Linked DNA regions of Homo sapiens: region 1 is linked to region 2. A link is a contact called in ENCODE Hi-C or POLR2A ChIA-PET data. All regions are on one chromosome and are shown on one strand. Each heading gives the region's core, a stretch centred on a gene start or an enhancer-like site at or near the end of the contact. The rest is flanking DNA. Distances are from core to core; before and after follow the strand shown. Region 1 has its middle 76 kb from the start of LINC01708. Region 2 has its middle 45 kb from the start of PALMD.

Region 1 (6,856 bases), core at 123-2,622, 34 kb after region 2:
TTTTCTTAGGTTGATCTTGTTTGGGGTTTTCCCAGCTGTTGACTTTGTAGGTTTATGCCTTTTGTCAAATTTGAGAAGTTTTCATCCATTATTTTATTGAATACTTTTTAAACCCTGTTTTGTTTCTCTCTCTTTTTTTTTTTCCAGAACACCGGTGATGTGTTAGACCTGTTATAATCCAATTGGTCTCTTTATTTTTTCATCCTATTTTCTGTCTTCAGGTAGAATAATTTCGAGTATTCTACCTTTCAGTTCACTGATTCTTACTCCCTCCCCTCCATTCTACTGTTTAATCCATAGGTTGACATATTTATTTGGATCCTATGTTTATTTTATTTGCTCATCCTATGTTTTGATCTTTGAAAATCTATTCAGATCAAATGAGTTTGTCAACTAAGAAGGCTTTGCATTAAAGGGAAGATTTGGCTACACCTAAAATCACTGAACTTACATTGAAAACGTTGTCCTGCCAGTGTGTAAGTGCCAGATAAAGCCCCTTGATTGGTGAGAGCAGAGTGATATTGACCCACATCGGCATCATACAAAGTCCAAAGCTATTGGTCAGTTCTCCTTTCATACATGAGATAGATTGCCCAATATCCTTGTTCATCTAATAGTTTCATGCTTATCTGTGGAATGACTCTGGACTGGGCTGCTTATCTTTCTTAGTCTGACTTTTGTTCTGACTGGTGAACCCTGTTTTGGATTCTAGTTTTAGTGTTGTTGACCTCTTTTCTGCTAGTACTCACACATGAACTATGCTCTGTATGCTCTGTAGGTTTGATATTTGCTTTTTCTCTGCTCAGAGTTCTATTTCCTTTTCTCTTTGATTTCAATGAGGCTTTCAAAAAATATTTCAATTTCCTAAAGAGAATAATTTTCTAAATCACTGCTATTATGGAGTTGCCTCTATAATTATTTCAGCATTAAATTTTATTTTCTGTACAACGACAGCATTACCACATGATCTAAAAGGACCCCCTTCTTGAAATGATCTTCAAGTCAATCCTGTAGGGATGTGGAATCCAGTGGCCTTTACAAGGTGTTGGAATTGTGAAGAAATTTCATATGTATATTGTTTTTTGAGCCAACTCATCAAGCTTGATATAATAGAGCACAATTATCCAGAAGCTGTGTGTACCGAGTACATTTTCCCTCCTATGAGTCTGGGAAATGAATATTATTAAGACAATATTGGAAAAGTTTTACCAATACTGACCTCACCCAACTAGAGAGTGAGTAGTAAATGATTCACCTTTAGAAGTAAATGAATCTTTTCAGATAACTTTGGTACCTGGTAGTATGCCAGAGATATTCATTGCTAAATGAGTTAAGCAATTTATAAACAAATTTCCCTCAACTTCAAAAGCACACACTGCTAAATACTAGTCTGATCAAGCTCATCTCATGCTATATCAAACAGAATCCAAATACACCTTACGTTAATTGGCTCTCACATGAGACATCTTTCTGTAGTGCCCAGGGATTGCAAAATTTTTGTCAGCAGCTTTTGGGAGAGAAACTTTATGAAATTTGAACATATTTTATTATTAAAAATTAGCTTTTACAACTAAAAATTTCCCTGGGCATTGATTTTATCTTCAGTTGATTACTCAGTGTCACATCACTAGGCAAAAATTCCCTGGAGTTCAGCTACCTCTTGGTCACATTTATTTTGTTAAGAATATTTAACTGAGGACTATGTCAAATATTTGCTGTCTTGTTCTTTGAAACTTAAGGTATATTTTAAACCTTACCTAAAGCAATTGTAGGATACTTTTTGCTTTGGATTTTTATAGGCTAATAAACTTCATATTCACAAGTACTAAAGTAAAATATATATATATATATAATATGTGAAAAGTTATTTAAAGTCCAGAAGAGCATAATAACATATTAAAACCATTTTATCACTAAAATGTAAAACATATTAATATAATTATCATGCACTTCAATGCTCATTTCTTTTAGTTAAAAGAGAATAACTTTCACAGTTTGCTTCTGAATTTAGGAAAATGGCAGTTAAGTTGCTTATACAATTCTTGGGCCATGACTGAGAATTCTGTCATTTTATTTTCTTCTGACATGGATTGTTGCAGAAAGTATTGCTAAAGCCAGCTGATTTTAATTCCTTTGAAAGAGGCTTTCTCTATAACTTTAAAATTCCTTCTTTCTGCCTCATTCACTTTTTGCTTTTCTTCTGGGATTTCAAAGTTAGACTTCATGGTATCTCCTGTATCTCTTACTTTCTATTCTGTATTTTGCATACTTTAATCTCTTCATGCTTCATTTTGATTATTTATTCCAATTTTGCTTCCAGTTCACTAATTTTCTCCTTAGCTATGTATGATCTAATTTTAGACTCATTCATTGAATTTTTAGTATCAATTATTATACTGTTCATGTCCAGAAAATCTGTTTGGTTTTATTTTATAGTTTCTTTTTTCTTAGTTAAAGTTCTTAGTGTATGTTTTTCTTGTATCTTTGGACATATTATTAAATGCTTAAAGTCTGTGTATAAAAATTTCATAACCTAGGTGCCCTGTAGCTCTAGAACTGTTGTCTCTTATTTTTCTTGGTTTTAAAATACATTGTTGGGTTATTCTTGATTGTGCTAAACAATGTATATGAAAAACTATAAAATTAATTTGAAGCACCAGATAGTGTCATCCTAGACCTTATTAATTGTATGTTTTCTTTTGGCTAGGGATACCAGTAATCCCAGATTATCTCATTCTAATTATAGAAATTGATACAATATGAAGCCATACTTTAGCCTCTGCAAAGATTGAACCACTTCTGGTTTATCTTTATTCCTAAGGCTCAATCTTTGGAATCCTAACCCAAAATGTGGTGTATTTTACCAGAACTAGTTTGTTCCTGTAGTCAAAAAGGCTTTCAAAATTGCTGGATAGATTTCTTTTCTTTTTTCTTTTTTTTTTTGAGAAAACCCCAGAAATTCTGGATTTTATTTATTTATTTATTATTTTATTTTATTATTATTATACTTTAAGTTTTAGGGTACATGTGCACAACGTGCAGGTTTGTTACATATGTATACATGTGCCATGTTGGTGTGTTGCACCCACTAACTCATCATTTAGCATTAGGTATATCTCCTAATCTCCTAATGCTATCCCTCCCCCCTCCCCACACCCCACAACAGTCCCCGGAGTGTGATGTTCCCCTTTCTGTGTCCATGTGTTCTCATTGTTCAATTCCCACCTATGAGTGAGAACACGCGGTGTTTGGTTTTTTGTCCTTGCAATAGTTTGCTGAGAATGATGGTTTCCAGTTTCATCCATGTCCCTACAAAGGACATGAACTCATCATTTTTTATGGCTGCATAGTATTCCATGGTGTATGTATGCCACATTTTCTTAATCCAGTCTATCATTGTTGGACATTTAGGTTGGTTCCAAGTCTTTGCTATTGTGAATAGTGCTGCAATAAACATACGTGTGCATGTGTCTTTATAGCAGCATGATTTATAATCCTTTGGGTGTATACCCAGTAATGGGATGGCTGGGTCAAATGGTATTTCTAGTTCTAGATCCCTGAGGAATCGCCACACTGACTTCCACAATGGTTGGACTTGTTTACAGTCCCACCAACAGTGTAAAAGTGTTCCTATTTCTCCACATCCTCTCCAGCACCTGTTGTTTCCTGACTTTTTAATGATTGCCATTCTAACCGGTGTGAGATGGTATCTCATTGTGGTTTTGATTTGCGTTTCTCTGATGGCTAGTGATGATGAGCATTTTTTCATGTGTTTTTTGGCTGAGTAAATGTCTTCTTTTGAGAAGTGTCTGTTCATATCCTTCACCCACTTTTTGATGGGGTTGTTTGTTTTTTTCTTGTAAATTTGTTTGAGTTCTTTGTAGATTCTGGATATTAGCCCTTTGTCAGATGAGTAGGTTGTAAAAATTTTCTCCCATTCTATAGATTGCCTGTTCACTCTGATGGTATAGATTTCTAAAGATCAAAACATAGGTTGAGTGATGTCTCGCTAGCAAGCTTTTTCAGGATTATCTGAAGGAGACTGAGTGTTGCTTGATATTTGATAATCTTAGTGGGGGAGTCCAGAACCTAAAAATAAAAAAAATAATAATTTATGATATCTATATACTGGGTCAGAGCTAGATAGAAGTGAAGAAACATGTCTTGATCTGTAACTTCTCTTCTTTTATCTTAAGGAAACCGACTATATATGTGATGTGGATGTAGCCACAGCTCTGTGAGAATACACAAAATTTTATAGCTTTTTAGTGGGTTAGGAGGGACTCTTCTCTTACATTTCTCTCTTTATTTTCCCACAAGTTGGTTAGTTCTGGAATCTGGAAGAAGGCATGGGATTGTTTTGTAACTGTCTCCTGATGCTAAGGCCACTAAGGCTATCTCCTCCCCAGCAGTGACCTCACCTTGGCCCGACACTCATTAATTAATTTGAAGCACCTTGATTGTTAGTTTTAAAATCTTCTAGGGAAAGAAAAGTGAGAGTATAAAGTTGGCTCCACGTTAAGCATAGATTTTTCTTTAAAATTCTCTAAATATTTATTTAATTCTGAATGCTATATGATTGCTTTCATATTAATTTTTCAGTAGAGAAATTGAATACAATTCAATGAATTTTAATTTGATGAAGTACCTGATAAGATAATTTAAAAATCGGCTGGGTGCAGTGGCTAACACTGAAGTAATCCCAGCGCTTTGGAAGGCAGAGGTGGGTGGATCACTTTGAGCTCGGGAGTTGAGACCAGCCTGAGCAACATGGCGAAATCCCATATCTACTGAAAATACAAAAATTAGCCGGGCGTGGTGGCCTGTAATCCCAGCTATGGGGGAGGCTGAGGCTGGAGAATTGCTTGAACTCGGGAGGCAGAGGTTGCAGTGAACCAAGATCAGGCCACTGTAACTCCAGCCTGGGTGACAGAGCAAGACTCCGTCAAATATTTTACTTCAACTTTTACTTCAAGTTCAGGAGTACATGCACAGGATGTGCAGGTTTCTTACATAGGTAAACATGTGCTATGGTGGTTTGCTGCACACATCAACCCATCTAGGTGTTAAGCGCCAGTATGCATTAGCTATTCTTCCTGCTGCCCTCCCTCTCCCCACTCCACTCTGACAGGCCCCCGTGTGTGTTGTTCCCCACCATGTGTCTGTGTGTTCTCATCGCCCAGCTCCCACTTACAAGTGAGAACGTGCGGTGCTTGGTTTTCTGTTCCTGCATTAGTTCGCTGAGGATAATAGCTTCCAGCTCCATCCATGTCTCTGCAAAGGATATAATCTCATTCCTTTTTTATGGCTGCATAGTATTCCATGGTATATATGTACCACCGTTTCTTTATCCAGTCTATCACTGATAGGCATTTGGGTTGATTTCATGTCTTTGCTGTTATGAACAGAAGCACAGATTTTTTTTTATGGAGGATAATATATTTTTCTTTTGCTAACCTAATTGAGAAATTAGCTTGTATGTATTTGTCAGCATGATTTTCTTTCTGCAACAGAGCTTCCTGTGGTGTTCATGGGATGGAATTTTAGACCATTCTAAAATGTTGGTTTTCTTCATGTCTTGGAGGGGCTTAAGAGAACAACCATGCTGAGGGGATTTTGACAAATGTAAAATTGGCTTTTGGTTTCTATATTGAAAGAATTCTGTGTGCAAGACATTATACCTTGCAAATAGTTAGGAAATAACTGTTCAAAACTTTTCTCCAGTATATTTTTCACAACGATTTACTTGTGATTTTGAAGGATGGGTTAGAGTTGAGTGGTCTTTTGTAGACTGTGGAGTATTAAAATGGCCCAATCCCCCGTTTTATAAATCCCAAGACTCATTAGTATGTTGAGGAAATACAAAATTGTCCATGCCAAAAAGCAATCAGGGCCTGAAATGATCTTTGTAGTGAAGTCCAATTAAAACTAAGCTGTAAGTTTTGCTAAATCTATTGGCTGACCTAGTAGTACCCATTTCATAGTGTTGCTGAGGCCAACACAGTATAAGAACATGGTAACACAATATTGAGGATTACATCTGATCCTATTCTTTTTTTGTTTGTTTTGTTTTGTTTTGTTTTGTTTTTGCTTTCCAATGACTCTCTAAAGGAAGATAATATAAGGGCACCTCATTTTATGCAATTGGAATGGTTCTTGGTAATACACTTAAAGATATGTTAAACATTTTAAAGTGTACTTTGGAGAATATTTACAAGATTATGCTAATATTTTGTAAAACAAAGGAATATTTGAGAAACATGTCTCATGATTACTATATTTATAAGTTCAAATTTTTTTCTATTTCTTAAACTTTCTTAAATTTGGACATATCTGTGTAATAATGTGAATGTAAACGGAAGGGATTGTTAGGTAAGAGAAGGGTGAGGAGGTAGCTAATAGGGGAAGAAGGCAAGATGATATTTGGAGGTAGAACTCTTCACTGTAGGCCTTTAGAAAAAGGAAGAATGTAGCTCACAAAGCAATGATGAAGGTGAGCAATTTTAAGGTATGGCATAGAAAGAGAACAAACAATGCTGTTATGATAAAACCTTTTCCTTTGTGACAGTGAGATTAAGAACTATGTCTATCTGGTAAGTCAGGTTTATCAGCCACTATTCTTGTAGGTGTAAGAAAACAAGTTTACTTGTAATGCACGATTAACATCACCCTTCTAGCACCACAAACAGTCATTGCTGATGGCACTTCATAGTTAGCAGTGTTTATGTTTTAAGAGTTCAAAGTGCTTCATGAACATTTTCTCTATTTCTTTAGATCCCTTATCCTTTCAGATCAGCCCACACTGCATGTATACTGAGTCAGCCCACAATGGGAGTTTCACCAGAGTTTTTGACTA
Region 2 (6,135 bases), core at 3,334-5,833:
ACTTGCCAAGCCTAGTCAGTTTTCCTTAGCTCAAAAACCTCAGGAATGGGCATCTTAAAAGGAAATACTTTTTGTGGATTTGCAAAGTCTCACTGCAAAGAAATTCACCTCAGTTTGAAAGATCTTGTGGGATTAAAAGTCAAGATTCATTTGGGAATGCTGGCTGGTAGACATTTCATGTCTCTCTTTTGCTGAGAAGTAATCTCACAAAGAATTTATAGTCTATGACTGCATATAAAGGTGGCTTCTTTGAGGGGCCCACATTTGTATGTACTTTGAGAGGAGAGGATGGGAGCTGAATATAAAACACTGTGGCTGATTTCAACATCTGCTCCTATAGTTACAGAGAACCAGAGGCTGGACTCTAAAACACGAATGGAAGGTCACAAGCCAGAAGTTTCTGAGAATGTGTTGGGGAAGGAGTGGGTTGGGAAAATAGCTGTATTTCCTCTAAAGAAAAAAAGATATCTCTTTGAAGTCTGGGTATTTGGTAAATTTAAAAAAAAAAAGAATAAAAGACAATAGAAAAGGTATCACTAATGGGGTAGAAGGAACAAAACACTAAAATTGAAACCAAAACCAAATCACCCAAACCAAATAAAATTCCTTTCAGTGGAAGCACACTTGTGTAATACCACACTTTTAAAAATGACCTCTCTTCTGGATTATTTCATTAGCCTCCTATTTTACCTTTCTGCCACCAATTTCTCCCACCTTCAGTTTATTCTGCAAACTACTTTCTGAATGGTCTTTCTAAGACATTTTAGTGACAATGTAACCATAGCCTTCATGATCAAAAACTTTCAATGGCTCCTCATTGTCGCATGAAGAAAATCCAGATATTTCAGTTTTGATTTTCAAGTCTTTAGATGATTAGCCAAATCCATCATCCGTAAAATGAAATCAATATATAGAAATTTATAGGTTATCTCAGCAGTGTAGGTCAGTTACGTAACTAAATAATTTTTAAATGGTTAAAAATAGTGGGCTGGGCGTGGTGGCTCATGCCTGTAATCCTACCATTTTGGGAGGCCGAGGCAGGTGGATCATCTAGGTCAGGAGTTCGAGACCAGCCTGGCCAACATGGCTAAACCTCATCTCTACTAAAAGTACCAAAAAAAAAAAAAAAATAGCCAGGCGTGGTGGCACACACCTGTAATCCCAGCTACTTGGGAGGCTGAGGAAGGAAAATTGCTTGAACCCAGGAGGTGGAGGTTGCAGTGAGCAGAGATTGTGCCACTGCACTCCAGCCTATGTGAAGGGAACAAGACTCCATCTCAAAAAAAGAAAAAAAATAGTGTTTTCCTTTATATCTATCTATCTGTCTATCTAATCCATCAATTATCTATTTTATACCAGTACTAATTAGTACCTGGGGTGGATATAAATGTGGGGTATGAATTGTCCCATTTCTAATGTGATACTGATTTACCTATGCAAGTGGTTTTGATTTTAGTTACCTTGACTAAGACACGCTAAGTAAATAAATTGAATATCCAAAAATAAACCATGCTTTTACTATTTCTTAGGCCTTAAATCAATCTTGGCCATATTAACAAGAATGTTTTTGGTGTCTGCTATATATTTTCAGGAGCTTTTGTAAATACTTGGTCTAATTTAATCTCATAATCTTCAAAAGTCTGTTGAGCAAACCCTGAAAACATCCACTTCCAGTCTGGTTAATTAGAAAACAATTAGGTTCTAACAAGGCTTTTGCTTCCTTACTCTGTTTACCAGCACAGTTTCAACATCCTTCCATTGATATGAAATGTGCAGAGACATAATTTTTTTCTTTTTCTTTTTAATCTTGATTCTGGAAGCCCTGGTAGAATAGTTAAGGAAATTCTTAACAGCAAACAGGGGAAGTCTTTTATTTTCTTTGGGTTTTGATGGTACACAAATTAACTTGTTTCCTCTACTGTGATGGGAATTCAGAAAAGGGAACCTATTGGAAATGTGAACATTCCTATTCTTCCTGACTCTTAAATTTCATTAGAAAACTTTACATCACATAACTTTTACTAAGAGGAGACTGGAGGCAGTGTTTACCAAGAACGTTTGTTAATGTGGAGCTAAAAAACAACATAGAATCACTAGCCACTTGGATAATGAACACTGCAAACATCATTGTTTATAGAAATGGTGTAATGCTAGGATAGAATTTAAGTTCTAGCTCAGGTTGCCATTGAAAGAAGAGTACAAATATTTGCCGAGCACCTACTATGTGTCAGGCATTGAGTAAGGCTTTTTTCATATTTTTACATTTTTTAAATTTAAAATTTTTATTTTAAAAAGATAGAGATAGGGTCTTGCATGTTGCTCAGGCTGGTCTCAAATTCCTGGCCTCAAGCAATCCTCCCACCTTGGCCTCCCAAGTGCTGGGATCACAGGCGTGAACCACTGCACCTGGCCTTTTTTTTTTTTTTTCATATTTCTTCTCATTTAATTCTCAGTGCAACCGTGTGGCTGGACATTTTTTCAATCTAAATTATTAGAGATAAGGAAATTGAGAGTTAGGGAACTTTAGTAACATGTCAAAGGTCGCACATGTGTTAATTGCAGGGCTTAGTTTAGAAACCACTTTAGTTTGATGTGAAACTAGAAACATTTCCACTATAGCACACTATCTTCATGCATGTTTTTACACCCATCAGAGTCCAGTTTCCTACTAACCTTGACCTGTTTTGCAAGGATGAATGGGCTAATGAATTACTAATTGTAAAATATGCTTATAATTTTAAAGAACATGTAACTATTGAAAGAAAAATCATGACATTTTATAGTTAACTTCTCAGTTTCTTTTCTTTATATAGTCCCAGGATAATATATGAAACTATCTGTGTTCTCTCTTTCATAGCATAAATTAATGGAGAGCAAAGGCCTTTCTTTGCAAACATTTTCTAACACAGTTAACCCATGCTTCCCTGCTGCTAACTTCTCTCAAACGTTTAGATTCATGGGGACATAAAGGCCAAACTGCTGTCTTATTAAATTCTTCTTTTCATAAGAATATGCAAGATGCAAATGAGCAAAATGTTAAAGCTCTATAAAGAGCATCTCTGGATTTTATAGCCCTGCTTCCGAAGAGTGTGTCTATGGGATATCAAGTGAAGAAATAGGAGCATGCATAATTGCATATGTAATTGGGCTGCAATTTTGCAGTGTATAATACAAAATACATATACATTTATAGATGAAAGACCTGAAATAAATATGCCAAAATGTGAGCCATGACCACCTGTAGGTGAAGATCTATAGGGCAATTGCATTTCGTTTTTCAAATGTTTTTATGCATTTTAAAAATAAAAATATGTTTCTTCTATTACCAGAAGAATGCAATACATTTCATCCATATTTTAAAAAGACACATTGTTTTGAAAGCAGTTCTGGTTTCGTGTGAGGGTGAGAATATCCTCAAATGGAAACAATTTTGTTTGCTAGGGAATTCAGCTTTAAAACAGGAGCAAGGCATTTGTCTCTTTGATGCCATGGCAACCCCTGGGAAAACGCAGAGTCCAACAATGGGATAAAAATGTGCCTCAAGAGTGGGTAAGAAGGAGGCAACCTTGGACTTCTTTTTCCTCCACTTTCCCTTGAACAGAAGGTTGCATTGTGTTTTTCCAGCTGACTTTGCTTTCCAGCTAGGCTGCTGTGAGAGGAAAGAGCAAACAATAAGAAGAACCTTTTTCTCATGGAGTTTTGGGCTCTCCGAAAAATTGTGCACTTTCTCAGCGGAGAAAAAGCTCAGTTTCTTTTCTCTGTCTTCCCCTCTCCTTGACATCTCCCAATTCAGTCATTTTTATTACAAGTTTCTCAATCCCCTTTACATTTTCCCCTCAGGATACGCCACTTGTCTTCTTCGGAGCTGTAGGGCTGGATTGATCTTTTCTCTATGGTCACTGTTTTCTTCTATGGTCTTTTCTCTATGGTCACTCTTTCTTGATAGAAAGACTCCTGCAGTCTTTTTCAGATCTCAATCCTTAATGCATCTCTGTTGGTCTCCAATGATTTGGCTGTCTGAGACTCTTTTTTTTTTTTTAAGATTTTTTTAACCTAATTTTATTCCTTAGGTAAATTGAACTCCCCCAAGCCACTGAAGATTGCTAAGGGTCTTCATTTTGGCAATATAGATCCAAATATTGTGATAACAGAGGTTACCAAAGGACTTTGTCTCCATTATATAGGTAAGTAATGATGATGCCAAGCTTTTTCTGTGGTCTGTGCCATGTTTCCTTCTAACATGACAGCAGCATCAATACAGCAAGAATAGTTTACCTTGGTGCTGGGTTTTACATTAAGATCCTGTGTGTTTGGACTTAAAAACTTTAGTCCACTTAGAAGCTACCAGCAACCTGAGCAAGAGGCCCTGTAGTTTTACGCCTCAAACCAGCGTAAGCACTGCTTTTCAACTAATACAAAGAAAAGGAATTGGGGAGGGAGGTCTTTCGAGTAACCATGGAAGTGACTTTAAAGAATTGCAGGTTGTCATTTTGGCAACCAGAGGTGCAGTCTTCAGAGTGGAGGACTCTGTGTGGCAGAGCCAGGCCTTGACCCAGTGTGACCCCCTGATATCGGGAACCACAAGAGACTTGTGCAGCTGCCTGGCCTCCAACCGGCCTGGGAGGCTGGCCATTCCAGGAAACTAGCAGTGATGGTATCATTCCTAGGAGCATGATTCACCCAAGAAGAATGAAAACTTTAGAGCCATGAAGGCTGACTGTGGAGGATGGAAGGCTCATCTCATTCATCTTTCTTTCCTGAGCACCCATCAGTAAATATTGCCTTAAGTGAGATGTGCAAATTCCAGCTGCTGCTCAGAACTGATGGTTGTATGGCCTGTAGAAAATGTCTTCATTTCTTTAATAATTTTTTGCAGCCTACATAAATTTTCTTTTTTCCCGGATTGGCCCTTGTGCAAAAAAAACATTGCTTCCCACAGTTATAAGCCATTATAAATGATGTGTACTACTTCCTTAATTTCCCATCATTTGGAGTCTAGTGAGGAGACACAGATTAGTAGATAAGGTCAAATTCAACTCAATAAAAGTTGGGGGTCACTTCAGTCCTGAGTCAGGTACCAGCCTGGCCCAGCGGAGCTTAGTATGAAAGTACTTTATGAGGTTGAACATTTGTATGGTATTGTATAGCATGTTTAAAAAGCCTATCACATAGATGATCTCATTTGACTTTCACTGTAAGTAAAACCAAGGTATCAGTACTGGTATCAGTGATGAACAGACTCATATGGGTTCAGGAGCTCTCTCATGATGTCCCTCTGCCAGCTGGACAGGGTCCAGGGGCCTCAGAAAAACCATATTCTTCAGTTTATGTGGGATATTGCACATTTCTAGGACTGTGAGTGTTGATGAGAGGGTAGGGGTGTGTGTACTTGGGAAGGAAACGCATAATTCAGGTGTTCCTGAACAAATTGTGATCTAGATGGAGTCCAGCCTTTTTGAATCTGGCTACAATGCTAGTGAACTGTCCCAGGTTAAAGGAATTTGGATCAACCCCTGGTATCAATTTGGCACCAGGTTTGATATATAGTAGAGGGAGCTGTTTAACAAGCCATGTTCTTCATCCTGTTGATAAGGGAGAAACAGGAGAATATGAAGTCATGTAAGGGAGTGTGAGTTGTCCAAAGCTGAAACAATTTCATTTGCTGAAGTGATCTGAGGATTAGCATGTCTTTCTATAATACACAAATATATTTAGCACAGTGCTTGGCACTTAGTAGGTACTCAATACATGTTAATAAGGTATTATGGTAATAAATAATAGATTATGCATGGTCCTGTTATGGTTTTTTAAAGTTTTTTCCTTAGTCTTGAGTTCTGATTCCTATATTGCTTTTGGATGCCAGGTTATTCTATGTGCTTATTTGGTTCTTGATGTACTAGTTATGCAATAAAATCTGTTGAAGGAATAAATGAAAGAAGGAAGGCTTGCAGTGACACTTTGTATTTACTTCTAAGGCAATGTTGACATTCTCTATTCCAGAAGAACTAAAAATGATTCACATTCATTGGTGTCAAAATTTCCACATATTTATAATTTCCATTATATTAGGTTGGTGCAGGTGTAATTGTGGTTTTTGCCAATATTAAATATAATAGTGTTAATCAATTAATTTAA

Evidence for each region. Hi-C counts contacts between places; a loop is a spot of excess contacts on that map. ChIA-PET counts read pairs that join two places held with the same protein, here RNA polymerase II (POLR2A).
Region 1: a loop to region 2 is called in a map of HepG2, with 2.7 times the contacts of the local background. The contact joins two enhancer-like sites. A Hi-C loop is called at or near these places in 1 of 168 maps with a recorded cell type or tissue (HepG2). POLR2A ChIA-PET finds 5 or more read pairs at or near these places in 1 of 52 experiments (OCI-LY7).

Annotation. Positions count from the first base shown.
Region 1 is chr1:99,560,592-99,567,447 of GRCh38, reverse strand. No RefSeq gene overlaps it. Among named protein-coding and RNA genes, the nearest start is that of LINC01708, 76 kb to the right of the region's middle. Within about 2 kb of position 1,372, at least 2 of the 41 ENCODE cell types and tissues checked have a DNase peak (open chromatin) inside an H3K27ac peak, as active enhancers do.
Region 2 is chr1:99,598,361-99,604,495 of GRCh38, reverse strand. No RefSeq gene overlaps it. Among named protein-coding and RNA genes, the nearest start is that of PALMD, 45 kb to the left of the region's middle. RefSeq lists a silencer at 3,409-3,703. Within about 2 kb of position 4,583, at least 4 of the 41 ENCODE cell types and tissues checked have a DNase peak (open chromatin) inside an H3K27ac peak, as active enhancers do.